Regions from separate parts of the Mus musculus genome. Here region 2 is linked to region 1. A link is a loop called in an ENCODE intact Hi-C map of the cell type or tissue named here. Cell type or tissue: heart. All regions are shown on one strand.

Region 1 (8,000 bases):
GATGCTGAGTGGCTATGGCAACCCACCTGCAATTCCATCCTCGGAAGATCTAGACAAGGGGTACCCAGATTCCCACCCCCTCCCTTTAGCCTGTCTCCCAGAAACCTTGCTAGCAAGATTAGCTGTTTGGTGAGATCTAGGTTTGACTGGGAGACCCTGCCTCAATGAATAAAGTAGAAGAAGCTTGAAGAAGATTCTTGATATCAACTTTGGGCGTGCATACACACACACACACTTGTGTATTCATGTACTCACATATATACATGCACACATCCCACAGATGTACAGATGTAAAATATCCCATTTTTTTCTAAGTACAAGGTCTTTCACCATAGTATTGTCAGACTAAGAAATGATATATATTAACAATGCTTAATGAGACTCTTTTATGAAGAAGTATTTGAGAAATCCCTGACTGGGGTATTCTCAATTTAAAGCTGGAAGACTTCTCACATAGGAAGTAGGTTGCTTTGTTTTGTTTTCTACTCTGTCCTGGAAGAAATATGAAATCAACAAAAATAAAAATCTAAACCAGTTACATGAAAATCTATGAGCATCTTTTCTAAAAGGTAACTTTCATATGAAGTAGGTCAGAATGTTCTGTCTGCTCTTTAGTAGTAAATAGAGGAAAGGAGTCTCCTGGATGGAAGAAATGTCTTCTCCTCACACAGCATGAGTGTACAAGTGAACGGACATTACCTACAGACATGCTGCATTAGAAGAAGGTTTTGTTGTCTGTTTGTTTTGTTGTCTGTTGTTGTTTTGGTTTTGCTTAGACAAGGAAATTCAAATTTTTAAACCTGACAGTGGTGGCGCATGCCTTTAATCCCAGCATGTGTGAGGCAGAGGCAGGCTGGTCTCTGAGTCTGAGGTCTACAGAGTGAGTTCCAGGATATCCATGGCTTCACAGAGAAATCTTGAGAAATAAAAAAGAAGAAGAAGAAAATAAGAAAAAAGAAAAAGAAAAAACAGTCCCATTTCTAATAAAGGGAGGAAGTAAAGGAGGTTTCCTGGACAAGGGAAATGTAATAGACACTTGTAATATTTACATTTGGTTTTGCAATCTCACCCATACACGGGAAGACAGGAAACTTAGTCGAGTAAATAAAACAACATTCAAGTTTCCGAACTTTTACGTATTTAATTCAATTTTACTTTTCCACTTTCTTTGAAATAGTTTGTGAAAGATGACATTGCAGCCATGCCCTCCTCTAGGGGAAGAGGAAAGGACCTGAATCTGCTAGATCATTCCCTGGAAAGATGGACTCTGACGAGCTCAACACAGGGCGGTGCTGGGATGCCCAGTGTTCCCATTTGACTATTGCCTTTTTTTTTTTTCTGTAGAAAACACTCAGAAAGGAGTGTGCTTAACCCTTGACTTAACTTTGTCATTCAGTGACAACCTTGGTTCAAGGGGCCTGCCAGTGACTCAGGTCGAATAGATCAGTGGGTCTCAACAAGTGCATCTCAACCTCTGTGACGGTCAACCAACCCTTACACAGGGGTTGCCTAAGATCATCAGAAGACACAGATATCTACATTATGACTCGTAACAGTTGCAAACTCACAGTTAGGAAGTAGCACCAAAAAGAATCTTGTGGTTGCTGGTCACCTCAACGTGAAGAACCATATTAAACAGAGGTAGCATTAGGAAAGTCCAGAGCCACTTCGCTAGAGGGATGGGAGAACAGGAAGATGGAAGGACAGCGGTGTGTTACTCCGGTTGTAAGTCACAAACATCTGAATTCCGTGGCTAAGGCTACAGTGGGCAAGGGTACCGGTGGTGGGATCAGCAAAAGTCTTGCGCGCGCTCGACTGGCCAGGAAGAACGACGCTGCAACAGGATCCTTCTGCACACGTTTATTAGGAGAGCTTGATTGTAGAGGCGAAAAGACCCCGAGCCCAGAACTGGTGCTGCTTTTATAGGCCTAGGAGAGGCGTGTCTTACACCCGGATTGGTTATGCACTATGCCTCATTTGCATGTTCCTCATCTGATTGGCTACTCTCTCTCAGTACCTCACAGAGCCTCATTATCATACCTCATTTGCATGTCTCACATCTGATTGGTTATACTCTCAGTACCTTACAGAACCTCATTATCATACCTCATTTGCATGTCTCACATCTGATTGTTTATACTCTCAGTACCTTACAGACCTCATTATCATGCCCGGGCCAGGCAGTGTCTTTGCAAAAAACTTTACTGCATATGTACACATTGGTTGTTTGTCCAATCTTATGCGTGGTGGCCAGCAGTAGTCAGTGCCACTCTGCAACGGCACATGTGGCTTCCCACACAAAAGGGGAAGAACAATTAAGTTGTCCAGGAAAGCAGGGATGCAGATGGAATTCAGCAGAATGAGTGTCAGGAAGTCAGCATCTCTCGAATTGTTCGCTTGAATGAACGAAGCAACTGGAGGGATAGTAAACCCTCTCCAACTTTCCCTTCTTATACATTCCAGTTGTTTCTGTCTGGGAAAACATGGCCACTGACTGACAGTAAGGTTTACACCAGCTAACTTCTGCTGCTAAGGGGCAAAACGTTCTAAAGCCATGATGCTCCCTCTGTTCCAGGTAGAAAAGCCCTGCAGGCAAACTATGCCTGCCAAGATCGGGGCCTCTGTCTCCAGGCTGGCAAACTGTGGGCCAGTGTGGCAAGTTCACGTAGGAACACCTGAGTTGCCAAACTATGGCGGGTGTGGGGCCAGGTATGGGAGTCTGGGCTTCCAGTTAGCCTAGGGCTATGTCATCAGCCTGCAGAGAGGAATGCTGTTAGAGATGGGCCTTAGGAAACACGTTTGCGCCTCTGTTGGTTTGCTGAAGCTGTCATAGCAAAGGTCTCAGAAGGCTGCAGTAAGTGGCTTAAACACAGAATGGTTTCATAGCCTTTCCGCAGTTTCAAAGTCCAAGACTGCGGTGTCCGTGAACTGGCTTCCTTCGAGGACTTCCTCTTTGGCTTCTTGGCTTCAACACAGTTTTGCTTCTGCCTCTGTCTGTACCTTAGTCCCTTCCTGTAAGGGAACAAATCAGATTAGATTAGTGTCTAAGTCTATCGATCATTTTCACTTAATTACTCCTTAAGGACCCTCAATCCCCAAATCACATATTTTTTTTGAGGTAGCAGGGTGTTAGGATTTCAACTTGTGAAGTTGAGTCAGGTAAATTTAGCTCACCCGTCTCCAGTGAGAATATTATCAACTGTGTTCACTGTGTTATGCTTTCAATGTTTTCTGACTTGGACATCTGAGCAAAGGTGGCTACATATTAGAGAATTGTCACTGTGGTTTGCCCAGATGGTCTCATCCCCCCACCCCCGTTCTTCCCGACTTTCCTAAGACTCATTTGCTGATGTTCAATCCAATGAGAGCTCTTGTGTAGGAACAGTGAAACTGCATCTCATGTGACTGCCTTTTACATTTCTCACTTACAGGTTGCCTAACTGTGATATGAGTCTTGGTGTACCATATACATATTCCGTATAGAATAAAGGGAGCTACTAATGGTATGGTAGATAAATAAACTCATAATTCATCTACTATATTACATTAGTGGAGGACATTTTGAGGGAAAGCAGAAATGGCTCAGATGCTAATAATAAATGTGTTTTTGCAGTGTATCACCTCAAATCATTTTGGGAAAGAAGTCGTGTCTACAGACACTTGTATAAATGGGGAAAAACAAGATTTGTCACAAAGTATTTTTAAAGCCAACAGTAGCTAGGAAAAAAAAATCAATGCCCAAATTAGCACAAACTGGTTTTAAAAAAAAAAGCATGCCTAATTGATTTTTCCATATATTTGCCTTAGGCAGACAAAATATGGGAGGAAGTGGACCATTGCCAGACCTGAGCTCCATCAACTTCTATTAATGGACAATGACGCCATGTTGGCTCCCAGCCAGGCCCCAGTGCACTTAGCCTGGCTGGGTGGAAGCAGGCATTGCATCAGAAACAATGCAGAACTCCAAGGAGTGCTGAGACATGGGCCTGGAGATGGCTTCCCGTGACAACGAAGAACTCATGGCACCCGTGAGGTGACCTCTTGGTTGGGGTGAACTGACCAACACTAAGGATGAGCAAAGTCCACTGATCTGCCAAGTCACAGAGCTTTGGCATTCCGAGCAGCTGGGGTGGACGTTAACCCCTCGCCCTGGAAGCCATTCGTTTTGTCCCATTCAGTCAGAGCAGCAGACTCACAAATGCCTTTACTAAGATGTATTGGTCTTTTTCTGAATTCTCTGCTTTACAGATTATCCCAAATTACACTCAGTAGTTTGCCCTAGCATGGACTCCAAATGGCATTCTAAAGAGAATCTAGAGAGTGCCCCTAAGAGTGAGCTAGTGTGACAATATTCTGTCCTCAAGCTGCTGTGGACAGATGCTGTGACATCCGCTCCCTGAGTTAGAGCACAGGAGACACAGGGTCAGGGAGGGGTTGGGGCTGGGTGGACATAACGTGAACATTTGATCTGATAAAGGCTTTTCAGAGTGGAAAAGCCTACAAAGACAGTGGCTGAAATGGAGCCTTCTACTGCTAAGCCCATAAGGACTTTAAAATGCAGCATGAAATATAGTCCCAGTTGACCAATGAAACCAGAAATATAGGAAAACATGGTGTAGTGTGGACTTAAACTTTAATATCAATATTGATTCTTTCATTGTCACTAACACACCGTATTTAATGCTACTAGTCAGGGGATTGAATGTGAGGTAGAGAGAAATTTTCTGGACGTCTGAAATTCTGCATTATTTTCCCAAGAATTCTTTGAATTTATAGCCACTCCAAAATTAAAAGCTTACTCCGCACATGTGTTCCAATAAAGTTGCTTTAAAATAATCAGAGAAACAAGGGGAAATATTTTTAGGGGGTACGGGTAGAAGAAAAAAGTTTGACTAAGGCTTAATAATTTGGCTAATAGAGACACGGATAGATGCAATATGCTGTCTCTTCTACTTCCATACTGGTTTAAAAGTCTCCACACTGAGTCATTAAAAAAAAAAAAAAAAAAAAAAAAAAAAAAAGCCTTAACCTGTTGTCTCCAAACAGGTGCATAGCTTTGAACAAATGCTTTTCTTCATGTGGTGTTAAAGCAGGTGTCATTGGTTCTGAGTTTGATCTGGGTACACGTTCTTAAGTATGCCATGCCATTAAAGTGGGAATGAACAGCTCTGGTCCCTCGCCTGCCATAAAACAATACCAAAATAAATGGCAGCCATTAGTCAGTGAGCACACAGAACCCTTCTCTAGGCTTCTCCTCACTACACTACTCTTCCTCCAGCTTCCTTTTTAATTAAGAAGAATTAAGCATTCATTTAGGACCCCAAGAACCATGGGTGCCACTCATCCTTGGCACATTCTTCACCATTCATCCTTGGCACCCCCTCCTGATTATCTCCTACAATAAGTCACTCTCCAGTTCTGCTGATTTTGCTTGGTTTCTGTCTTTGTCTGTCTGACCTTAGGTCTTGTTGAAGGTTCAGACCTCTACTTCCTAACAACAGAACTATTTATACTTAGGTTACCCTTATTTGAACCATGTAGTACATGTTGATGCAGCCACAAGATGGGTGTATTAATCTGTTCATAGTATGATAACAGGCAGGAACCAGTTCGCTCAAGATTCATCTTCTAATGACCTCCCAGGAGTCCATCTCTCAGTACCACCATCCGTGTGCTAAGTTTCAATAGAGGAATTTTAGAGGGACACCAGCATTCGAATCGTAGTAATGAGGAATGTGGCTGTCTCATTCACATGACTTCCTTGCTTGGGTTTTCAACCATTCTTGGTATTACCCTACAACCTTCAAGATGAAGACTTAGCCTCTAGGCTCAAAATACAGAGTCATATCCCATACTTCAACTGCTTCTTGTTTCCAGAATGTACTGGAATATATATATCTAGGATGAAAGGAATGTATATGTATGTACTGGTCCTCCCCATCCTCTAAACCAGTGCTCCTCAACTGACTCTTTACTCCAGTTCATCATGTGGTGGTGAACCCCACCCATAAAATTATTTCATTGCTACTTCACTGTACTGGCTAGTTTTGTGTCAACTTGACACAGCTGGAGTTACCACAGAGAAAGGAGCTTCACTTGAGGAAATGCCTCCATGAGATCCAGCTGTAAAGCATTTTCTCAATTAGTGATCAAGAGGGAAAGGCCCCTTGTGAGTGGGACCATCTCTGGACTGGCAGTCTTGGGTTCTATAAGAGAGCAGGCTGAGCAAGCCAGAGGAGGCAAGCTAGTAAAGAACATCCCTCCATGGCCTCTGCATCAGCTCCTGCTTCCTGACCTGCTTGAGTTCCAGGCCTGACTTCCTTTGGTGATGAACAGCAGTATGGAAGTGTAAGCCAAATAAACCCTTTCCTCCCCAACTTGCTTCTTGGTCATGATGTTTGTGCAGGAATAGAGACCTTGACTAAGACAAATTGGTACCAGCAGAGTGGGGTATTCCTGTGAATACCTGACCATGTTTTGGGGAGGACTGTGGAAGGACTTTGGAACTTTGGGCTTGAAGATCCATTCGTTGTTAAGAGCTCTGTCAGATGTTGTGTAGGAGCTTGGAAGATAATGTTGAGAACAGTGCAGAAGATGGAGGTCTGGTTTGTGAAATTTCAGAGGGAAAATTAAAGACTCTTTTCAGGGCCATTGCTGTTTTGATTGTGAAGATTCTGTGGTTCTGGTTAGCTGGGGCTGAAGAATCAGCCGTGATTAACAAGATACCAGAACTACTAAAGCAAAAACTTGGCATTACTGGGACTATTGATGCTGGTTAGCTGGAGCTAAGAAATTAGCGGTGATTAAGAAGAGACCAGCAGCATTGAGGTGACGTCTTCTGGGAAGTGTTTTCTGAAAGCACAAAGAGGCTGTGTTCCAGAGATAGCCAAGTTTGTACTCCTGCTGCAGTGGGACTTGGTAATATGTAAGGGTCACCCAGGTGGTACTGGTTTTGAAGGCATGAAGGGGTCACGAAGAGCAGCTGAGGCTCGACACTGTGAGAGGCCATGGAAGGCCATTGGTGAAGGTGCAGCCGCAGTTGCAATTGAAGGCCCAGGACTGAAGGGGTCATGCAGTGTTTTGGAGATGCCAGTACCATTAGATGACCACCAAGAGCAGCAGCAGCAGTGGAGTACAGGCATCTGGAGCCTAGAGGATGATGCGTGTGCTACAAAGGGCATGGCTGGAGAAGTGACCCAAGCCCTTGGAGGAGCCCAGAAGATTGTGAGTTGGATCCCAGACATTGGAAGGTTGGACATTGATTTTTGCTTTTGATTGTGACTGTGCCCTGATATTTTCCCTCTTGAAGGAAGAAACTATTTTAGTGGAGCCCACAGTTAAGAGACTTTTAATTGTAAAAAGACTTGGATTTTAAAAGAGATGATATTTTAAAGAGATTGAAATGTCAAGAATATGTAAAGACTGTGGGATATTTAAAGCTATTTAGACCTTGGGGATGAATAAGAACGTAAGGGTTGAGGCTTACTAGTGATGTGTTTGTGTGTCAAGTTGACAAGGGGTCAATTGTACTGGCTAGTTTTGTATCAACTTGACACAGCTGGAGTTACCACAGAGAAAGGAGCTTCACTTGAGGAAATGCCTCCATGAGATCCAGCTGTAAGGCATTTTCTCAATTCGTGATCAAGGGGGAAAGGCCCCTTGTGAATGGGACCATCTCTGGACTGGCAGTCTTGGGTTCTATAAGAGAGCAGGCTGAGCAAGCCAGAGGAGGCAAGCTAGTAAAGAACATCCCTCCATGGCCTCTGCATCAGCTCCTGCTTCCTGACCTGCTTGAGTTCCAGGCCTGACTTCCTTTGGTGATGAACAGCAGTATAGAAGTGTAAGCTGAATAAACCCTTTCCTCCCCAACTTGCCTCTTGGTCATGATGGTTGTGCAGGAATAGAGACCTTGACTAAGACATTCACAACTGTGGTTTTGCTACTATGATGAATCAAGTAAATATATGATATACAGAATGGCTGATATGTAGGACCCCAAA
Region 2 (8,000 bases), 170 kb before region 1:
AGCTCATTAGTTGCTGAGTGGTCAAGCTATCTTCAGGGACTCGTCAGGTAGGCAAGCACTCTCTGCCTGGTAAAAATCCAAATCCCAGACTCCCAGAAAAGCAGGAGTCCATCACAGACCACGTGACACTAACAGTTTAGACATGGTGAGCCCCAGTTATCATTTGGGGAGTATTTTGAGCCAGGGTAGCAAACTGGTTAATCGGCTGTTCATTCCTGTGAACTCTTACGAGCAAAGATAGGGCTCGTGTACTTGGATAACCCATCTGTATGCATATGAGGGGAAAGAGTCTTCCTGGCCAAGGAATATTCCAGAACAAATATAATCAATCTGAAGTAAGCCTGGCATGAAAACCCCAGAGCGGTGGGTGGGAGGAAAAGAATAATAAATATTAGCTCCGTGTTGAGAGTTGATTTCTGAGCATAAGGATCCCTCAGCATGACGCAGGTTTGTTCTTTTGGTTTCCAGAGATACTAGTAGGTGGCAGCCAGCATTTCTGAGCCACACCCCTCCATCCCTCACGAGTCAGGCGCAGCTATAAATGTACCACTTAACTGATGAAATGATTCCTCATTTAATCCTTTTCATGATTCTTGTAATCAAAGGAGGGTTGCAATAAATATTTGAGGCAAGGAAAATTTAAGGCACTTGACAAATGACAAAGTTAGCAAAAGTAGGATTTGAGCCTGGGTGGTCTGAGCTCAGAGTCCACACCTGCTACCCATAGTGGGAATGATCAGGAGGTTATAGGTCCTATGGTACCAAAACAATATTTTAAAATCATGTTAAGTGAAATAGAATGTGTAATACCAAATTATCTTGTGTCTAACACACACACATACACACCCCACATGGACAGTATGTAAAATGTGTTAATTACTTTGGCTAATTGAAAGGCACTGCAAGCCATGAAACTAACAAAGCTAGATGTTTATATATATGGAAAAATGCCCCCTCCATTACTCTTACTGTTTCTGGAAATGTGTGGTCTGTCTGTAATATGTACATGGGCATTTGTGAGGGTGTACACTTGTATATAGAATTCTGTATGAAGTTCAGCATTGGGTATTCTTCATCCACATATCCTCCACCTCTTTTTTTTTTTTTTTTTTTTTTTGGGCAGTCTTTCACTGACCTGAAGCTCACACTTGGTCTAGCCTGTCTCCCTGGCCAGGCTAGGGAGCCTATAAACTAGGAATTCCTTTGTCTTTCCCCCTCCGATGTTGGGATTACAGGCACATGCCAGACAAACTTGGCTTTGTATGTGGGTGCTGGAGATTGTCGAAGTCCTCCAGCTTGTGTGGCATGCACTTCACTGACTGAGCCATTGTCTCTCCCGGAAACATGACCTTTTATGAGTTGAGTCAAGTTCTAGGAGTTCATCTGTTGAAAGTGCTAAATCCTGAACTCCCAGAAACTGATACCATAGGGTGATAATGAAGCCACTAGGTACCTGCTATAATAACTGCACCCTCCGCACCTAATACTGCCAGAGTTCTTTACTACATTAAGAGTCGTCTCACTTCCAGGCAGGGAAGTCTGCTTGTTGTCCTCATCTTTGAAGTCTCCTAATGACTGTTCAATGTCCTAGCTCTGCCAGACTAATTAACCCCGCCTGCTCATTGCCCGTTCACACAGGCTTGCCCTTCCCAGCTAGAAAGTAGGCTGGGATGGGGAACAGTACGTATCTGCTTTCAAACCTGGCCATCTCACTTTATGGATTGTGGTGGTCATTCAAAGTCATGGTCATGATGGAAGAAAAATAACAAATGACAAGGATTTAAACATTGGAAGTAAAGGGGGTAAAGTTGAGGGGACACACACACATACACACACACAAACACACACACTGAGAGAGAGAGAGAGAGAGAGAGAGAGAGAGAGAGAGAGAGAGAGATTGCCTAAAGGTCTTCGAACAATGTAGTCTTGTGCATTGAAATTTTGAAGCACAATGATAATATCTATTATCAATCTCAACTTAATTTCAAATAGAAAAAGAGCCAAGCAGCAGCCAGGAATTAGCCTTCGTCTCTTAGAAAGTCTGCTCTAGGCAGTTCACAGGATCCAAGATATGCTATTAGTTTCTGCCCCCAGTTATCTTTGTTTTCAAGCTATTTCTCCCTTTCCCACCAGAGTGGCTGGCAATGATGGCAAATTAGCATGGAACAGCTAAGCGCATTGACCACACTGCAGGGAGTGTCATGAATCAACTCCCAATAATATTAAAGGATTATCAGGTCTGTCCATTTTTCTGGATGTGAATGTGGACAGCATATGCACTTAGTTAAAGCCACGGCTAACTGAGCACACTGTCTAGTAGCAGATGTGTGGGTAGTTCCTCTCAAATGTAGGGATCATTTCTGACAGCAGCATTTCTTCTCTTTATTTCAGAGCAATTGGTTGATGAAGATAATGACCACTTTCTGGTCACACGGTAGCTAATACTGCTGAAATGTTTATTCTGTGCCTGGTATTGGGCTCAGCCTGTGACACAAGCCTTCAACAACTCTGTAGGGTATCGTTTTTATTTGAAAAAAGGGGAAAACTATAGCACAGGAGACTCTTGGCTAAGATTGCAAGAGAGACAGACTGGCTGACAGACAGACAGAGCCTCGGGGATATAGCAGAGTTAAGGTGTGAACTTGTGATCACAATGAAGCACTACTGCTTTCTCCTGCACAGTTACAGTATAGGAACCCAAGAACCTGGAGGAAGTATGAGCTTCCCACAGAGTTAAGGGTAGGGGTGAAGTAAAGGGCTGGGGTGTGGCTTGGAGGTAAGCTACTTCTATAATGAGCATGGTCTGGGCTGGAGAGACTAGTGGTGGGATGTGTGATATGGGCAGTAGATATGACTAGCCCAAATAACAACATTAAGCAGAGAGAGAATCTGGGACAGAGGCAAAATGTGACTTCCACAAGGCCTTCAGATTTATGGGTTTTTAAAATCACATTGATTTATTTGGGATATACGGTAAAGGGACCACACACACACACACACACACACACACACACACCATACACAAGTATTGATGTCAGAAGACAACTTGCAAAGAGTTGGTTTCCCCTTCGACTATGCAGGTCCCAGGGGCACACTCAGACCCTCAGGTTGGTAGCAGGTACCTTTTCCTGACCCAGATTTCATGTTCTCTCCAATCTGCATTTTATTAAAGCTTTCAGGTGACCTTATATGGCTTTCTTCCTCCCAGTCTTGCCAGGGCCTGTAGATAGCAAGGGTGTCCACCCCAGTCTGCTTTGGAGAAGAGCGTGGGAGAGGTGGGAATTGATCCTGGTGGCATGGTGGACTCTGGTTGGGGATTCAGAGCAGAGTCTAAGCATTGCCTTCTCTGGTGTAGGGTTTCAAGTGAGGCCTTTCTCCTGCAGGAACAAGACACATCCTTAAACTGCAGGGCTGGCGGGCGGGCCCATCTCTAAGGGAATTGGGGGCCATGAATGGGGTCATTTATTTGTGCTCTGACAAAGCAGATTCAGAGTTATGCTATCCCTAGTGACTCCTTTGTATTCTGCTCTGAAATCCATCCTTCTTTTTTTGTTGTTGTCGTTCGATTTTTAAAATTACTTTATTAGATATTTTCTTCACTTACATTTCAAATCCATTCTTAAGAGTGCTTTTGAGTTTAAGTGGTGTTTTACACAGGCCACATAAAATTCTGGCCACGAGGGGGCTTCATTTTCCCATTTTTCAAAAAAGACCTGTAATATAATACTATAATGCTTTGCCTTGTTTTTACTTTAAAGATAGGCTTGGCTTGGCTTTGTATGGTGCTGGGGATTGAACCCAGGACCCAGTGTGTGCAAATCAAGGACTGTCCCTTGGAGATACACCCCCCACACACACTTATTTGTTTTTGGCAATTATTTAGAATAACTAGAAGGAGCTTTGCAAACCAGGTGCAGTGGAAGCGTGGAGGCTGTAAAAGTCAGTGGCCTTCCAGAATGCCACACAGCAGGGCAGCTCATCAGAGTACTCTATACAACTCCCCTGAAACCTGATCCAAAGGCCAGAGTCTTTAAATGTTGATAGCACAACTATGATGACATTGGGTAGACACAGTTGGTAACTCAGGAGGTCAGCCTCTCTTCCTCTAACAAGCAGAGGTGAATTTTCGTGTACTACCCCCAGGGGCAAGTGCGGCTTGTCCTCAGGGCAAGTGTGGCTTGTCCTCAGGGCAAGTGTGGTTTGTCCTCAGACACTTGCTTATTGAACCTTACATAACTTTCAAATCTGGCTTCAAGGTTGAGCTCATTGCTGTCCCTCTCTCCACATATCTGAAGTTACTGTGACCCAATGCTGGGCTCTAAACTAGAGCTTCCCTTGAAGCAATGGGACTGCTAATTGAGCTAGTGACAGGTTCCCCATTTGTTTTAGAAGGTGGTATATTCCAGAGGTGACAGGGGAAAGCAGTGTTTGGCCTTAGAGGAACTACAGTGGAAAAATAACTCTTCTAAGCTCCTGATTGGGAAAAAATAATCAGGGTCTACAAGTTACAGGAAGGAAAATGACAGCACATTCTCAAGTTAATTTTCATTCCTGAAGAAATAAAAATAAGCTACAGGGAATGATTTAAAAATGTAAAGCCTGAAACTGGCAGTCATGGTACTGTTAAACAGGCCCACGTATATATTTTATAGAAACCGTGGCTTTTCCACAAGTTAAATTAAGCCTACGTCCTTGTAATCTGAGCACACTGTTAATTTTGTATTTCCAGTAGACACTGAAAAGCTATTGTCCTTAGACTGAGAGAGAAACAGTCAGAAATTAAGTTGTTAACAGGTAAATGCCCCCTCCCATGATGGGTAATGTGAAGTAAAGCAATATATGCAGTGTGTGATAGGAAATAGCCTTCATGATGTTAATGGAACTGGGCTGGCTTTAGTATAGTGTTAAAGTAGAGTAGTGTTAAAGAACAATACACTCAATGGCTTGAGAAGATGGCCTACTGATTAGGACACTTTCGGCTCTTGCAGGCTGCAGTTTGCCTTCCAGCATCCACATTGCAGAGTTCAAGACTACCTATAACTCTAGCTTCAGGGGATCAGATTCCCTCTGCTGGCTCCCCAGGGCACCTGCACACATATGTGTATGCATAGACATGCATACATACAAATAAAGTAAATCTAATATTTTTGGAAGTTACATTTGGGCTGAGTGTGTATCTTTGGTGATACACACACAGAAGAACCTAGCTTGCCACATAGTACCATAACACAACAGCCAGATATGGTCTTATCCTCAGAGCCAAATCTTGTGAAGAAAATGGGCTACCCAAAGCTAGTATTTACTAAAGACTTGCTGTATGTCAGGTGAGGTTGTGCTAAGTACAACATAGATAATATCCCCATTATTCCTTTTTACTGATGAAGAAATTAGAACCCAGAGAGATTAAGAGATGTGGACAAGGTTATATTGCTAGGAAATATGAACACAGTGACTTGAACCCTGGTTATCATTGGACAAAACCAAAATCCAATGTTTTTGCACAAAAATAATTTGAACTCAAGAATTTGAATTTTTAGCAGTGCTGTTTTTATTGGCATGAGTTATTCTTCAAGATAGTGAATTGCCTTAGTTGCGTTCGTATTGCTGTGAAGAGAAACCATGACCAAGGAATCTAACAAAAGAAAATGCTTAACTGCAAGTTTTTGAGTCCAAGGCTCCACCTCCTAATCCTTCCCAAATAGTTCCACCAACTAGGGATCAAGCATTCAAACAGATGAGTCTATGGGGCCATTTTTATTGAAACCACCACAGTAGCCTTATAGAGTTGAACACAGATTTGTATGTATAAGTTCTGGTGTGTGTGTGTGTGTGTGTATTTATGCATGTGTATATAAATTTTATGTATAATTTATGATCATAGCTGTCAGCATTCACCAAGTTAGAGGATTATTCACAAAAGAGGTTTTTTCTTGTAATCTGTATGGCACTTTGGATGTGATTATGATGATGATGATGATGATGATGATGATGATGATGATGATTGCTATCTGTGTGACACTTTGGATGTGATTGGAATGACTTTTATTGTCCGGATATCAGGTTTGGTATGAAAACTTAAAAAGCCCTATATACCTTCTGGACTCCCATTCAAACTCTCTTTCAGTGGCATGGGATGTGAGCTGTCACTGCAAAAGCGCCTCCTTTTCTGTGGAAAAGGAAAATTGTTCCTTTTGAGCATGCGACATAACAATTTAACGGTTTAGGAGAGAAGCTTTAGATTCTCTGCTAGGAAGCATAGAAGCAGATGCAGTGTTGGTCTGCCAGTAAAGATGGCACATAGACTCAGGAGTGTGCACATGATGTCTCTGTGTTCTGCAAGCAATAGCCATAGGTAAAGGTGTGAAAATTGAGCTAATGATAAAGCCACTTGTTTTGGTGCTGGTGAAACGCCATGTGTCTTAGTCACTGTGAAGAGACACAATGACCAAGGCCTCTCTTACAAAACCAAAGCATTAATCTGGAGGCTTGCTTATAGTTTCATTATTATCATGGGAGGGAGCATGGCAGCAGGCATGGTGCTGGAGAAGTAGTTGAGAGCTACATTCTGATCTCAGGGAGAGAGAGAGAGAGACAGAGACAGTGAGAGAGAGAGAGAGAGACAGAGAGAGACAGAGACAGAGACACAGAGAGATATAGAGAGAGACAGAGAGAGACAGAGAGAGAGACAGAGACAGACACAGAGAGAGATAGAGAATGGGCTGAACATGGCTTTTCAAACCTTAAAGCTCACCCCTAGCGACATACTTCATTCAACAAGGCCACACCTCCTAATCCTCCTAATTCTATCAAAGAGTTCGACTCCCTGGTGATTAAACATTCAAATATGGGGGGGGGGGGCATTTCCCACATCATGTGACTCCCTGATTTTAAAACTTCTGATATCTGATTCCATCCGGTGAGACTCATTTTAGAAGCAACAGTGAGCTCCTGCTCTCCGCTGTCCACTCCCCATGAGGCTGTCTCCCTTTCAATGGTGGGCAACGTTTCCTTGTCACTGGGAAAGTGTGTTGTCAGCCCCCTGCCTTTCCTTCCTCTGTAACTCTCATGTCTAAGCCCTCACCACCGTTAGCAGACACCCAGATCCAGCCCACTTCCCATCCTGCTGTGGCTTCCCCACTGTCATTCTTTGTAGATTTCTCATAGTCAGTCAACCACTGACTGGTTTCCTGCTTCTACAGACCATCATGACATAAAGGCCAGGCTGGCCACAAGTCAAGACTGTACTTGGATTTTCCCCCTGGCCTCCAGGACAAGGTGGCATTCAGACAGTGCAGATTTGTGGACCATCTCTTGTGTTTTGAGACATTTTCTTTCTTCTTTATCTTGCTTATTTTCTTTCTGCCATAATGACCTCTTCACCCCTCCTCCAACCCCGTCTACCCCCAGTGTCCCATGTTCTTTTTCTGTTCCTGGATATGCAGATATGTGCATGGCTTCTTTTTTGCCCTATGTGGCCTTCCTCTAACAAGCCTCCTGCTTTAATAGTCTACATCCCAGAACCCCCTACTGTGGTTCATTGTTTTTGTGGTATAGGGATTTTATAACTCACTACATTGTTCATTCCTATTAGGCCTGTTCCCTCCTCTCTTGTGTTCTTTTCTGCCCTCTGCCCACAAAGGCATGACTCCTTTTGTTTCATTCACTGCTACAGTGCAAGCATCCAAAACATTTGCTGGCACATGGTGGATGAGCAATATTTTTGGTTAAGTGTTGAGTACAGTTGGTAAAGTCCCCAGCATCCACAAAAAACCATCAGCCAGCCACAGTGATGCATTTGTAATCCCAGTTCTTCAGAGGTGAAGATGGGCAGATCCCTGGAGCTCTCTGGACAGTTAGCCCAGCCTAGTTCATGTCCCTCTGAGAGACTTTGTCTAAAAAATAAACGAAGTGCATCACCCTGAAGAAAGACACCTTAGGTTTTCCTCTGGCCTCCACAGGCATGTGCACACCCATGAACATGCAAACATATCTGCACACAT

Evidence for each region. A loop is a pair of places that touch in the nucleus more often than their neighbours do. Peaks named below come from ENCODE experiments on the same cell type or tissue, not always from the same donor. Only the 100,000 strongest peaks of a DNase experiment are listed, where the experiment ranks them.
Region 2: a loop joins it to region 1, with 2.2 times the contacts of the local background. A loop is called at or near these places in 3 of 42 quality-filtered maps.

What each region holds. Positions count from the first base shown.
Region 1 is chr13:113,505,603-113,513,602 of GRCm38, forward strand. It overlaps Gm34471 (a long non-coding RNA gene), which reads right to left. Exons shown (of 4, transcript XR_003950669.1): 3 at 1,569-3,012. Among named protein-coding and RNA genes, the nearest start is that of 4921509O07Rik, 6.8 kb to the left of the region's middle. In heart, no CTCF peak of the experiment used is centred here; a DNase peak (open chromatin) is centred at 3,929; H3K27ac peaks cover 846 bases.
Region 2 is chr13:113,333,684-113,341,683 of GRCm38, forward strand. All of the region lies in intron 5 of Cspg4b (chondroitin sulfate proteoglycan 4B), which reads left to right. Among named protein-coding and RNA genes, the nearest start is that of Gm41070, 27 kb to the right of the region's middle. In heart, a CTCF peak has its summit at 3,673 (motif pointing right); no DNase peak of the experiment used is centred here.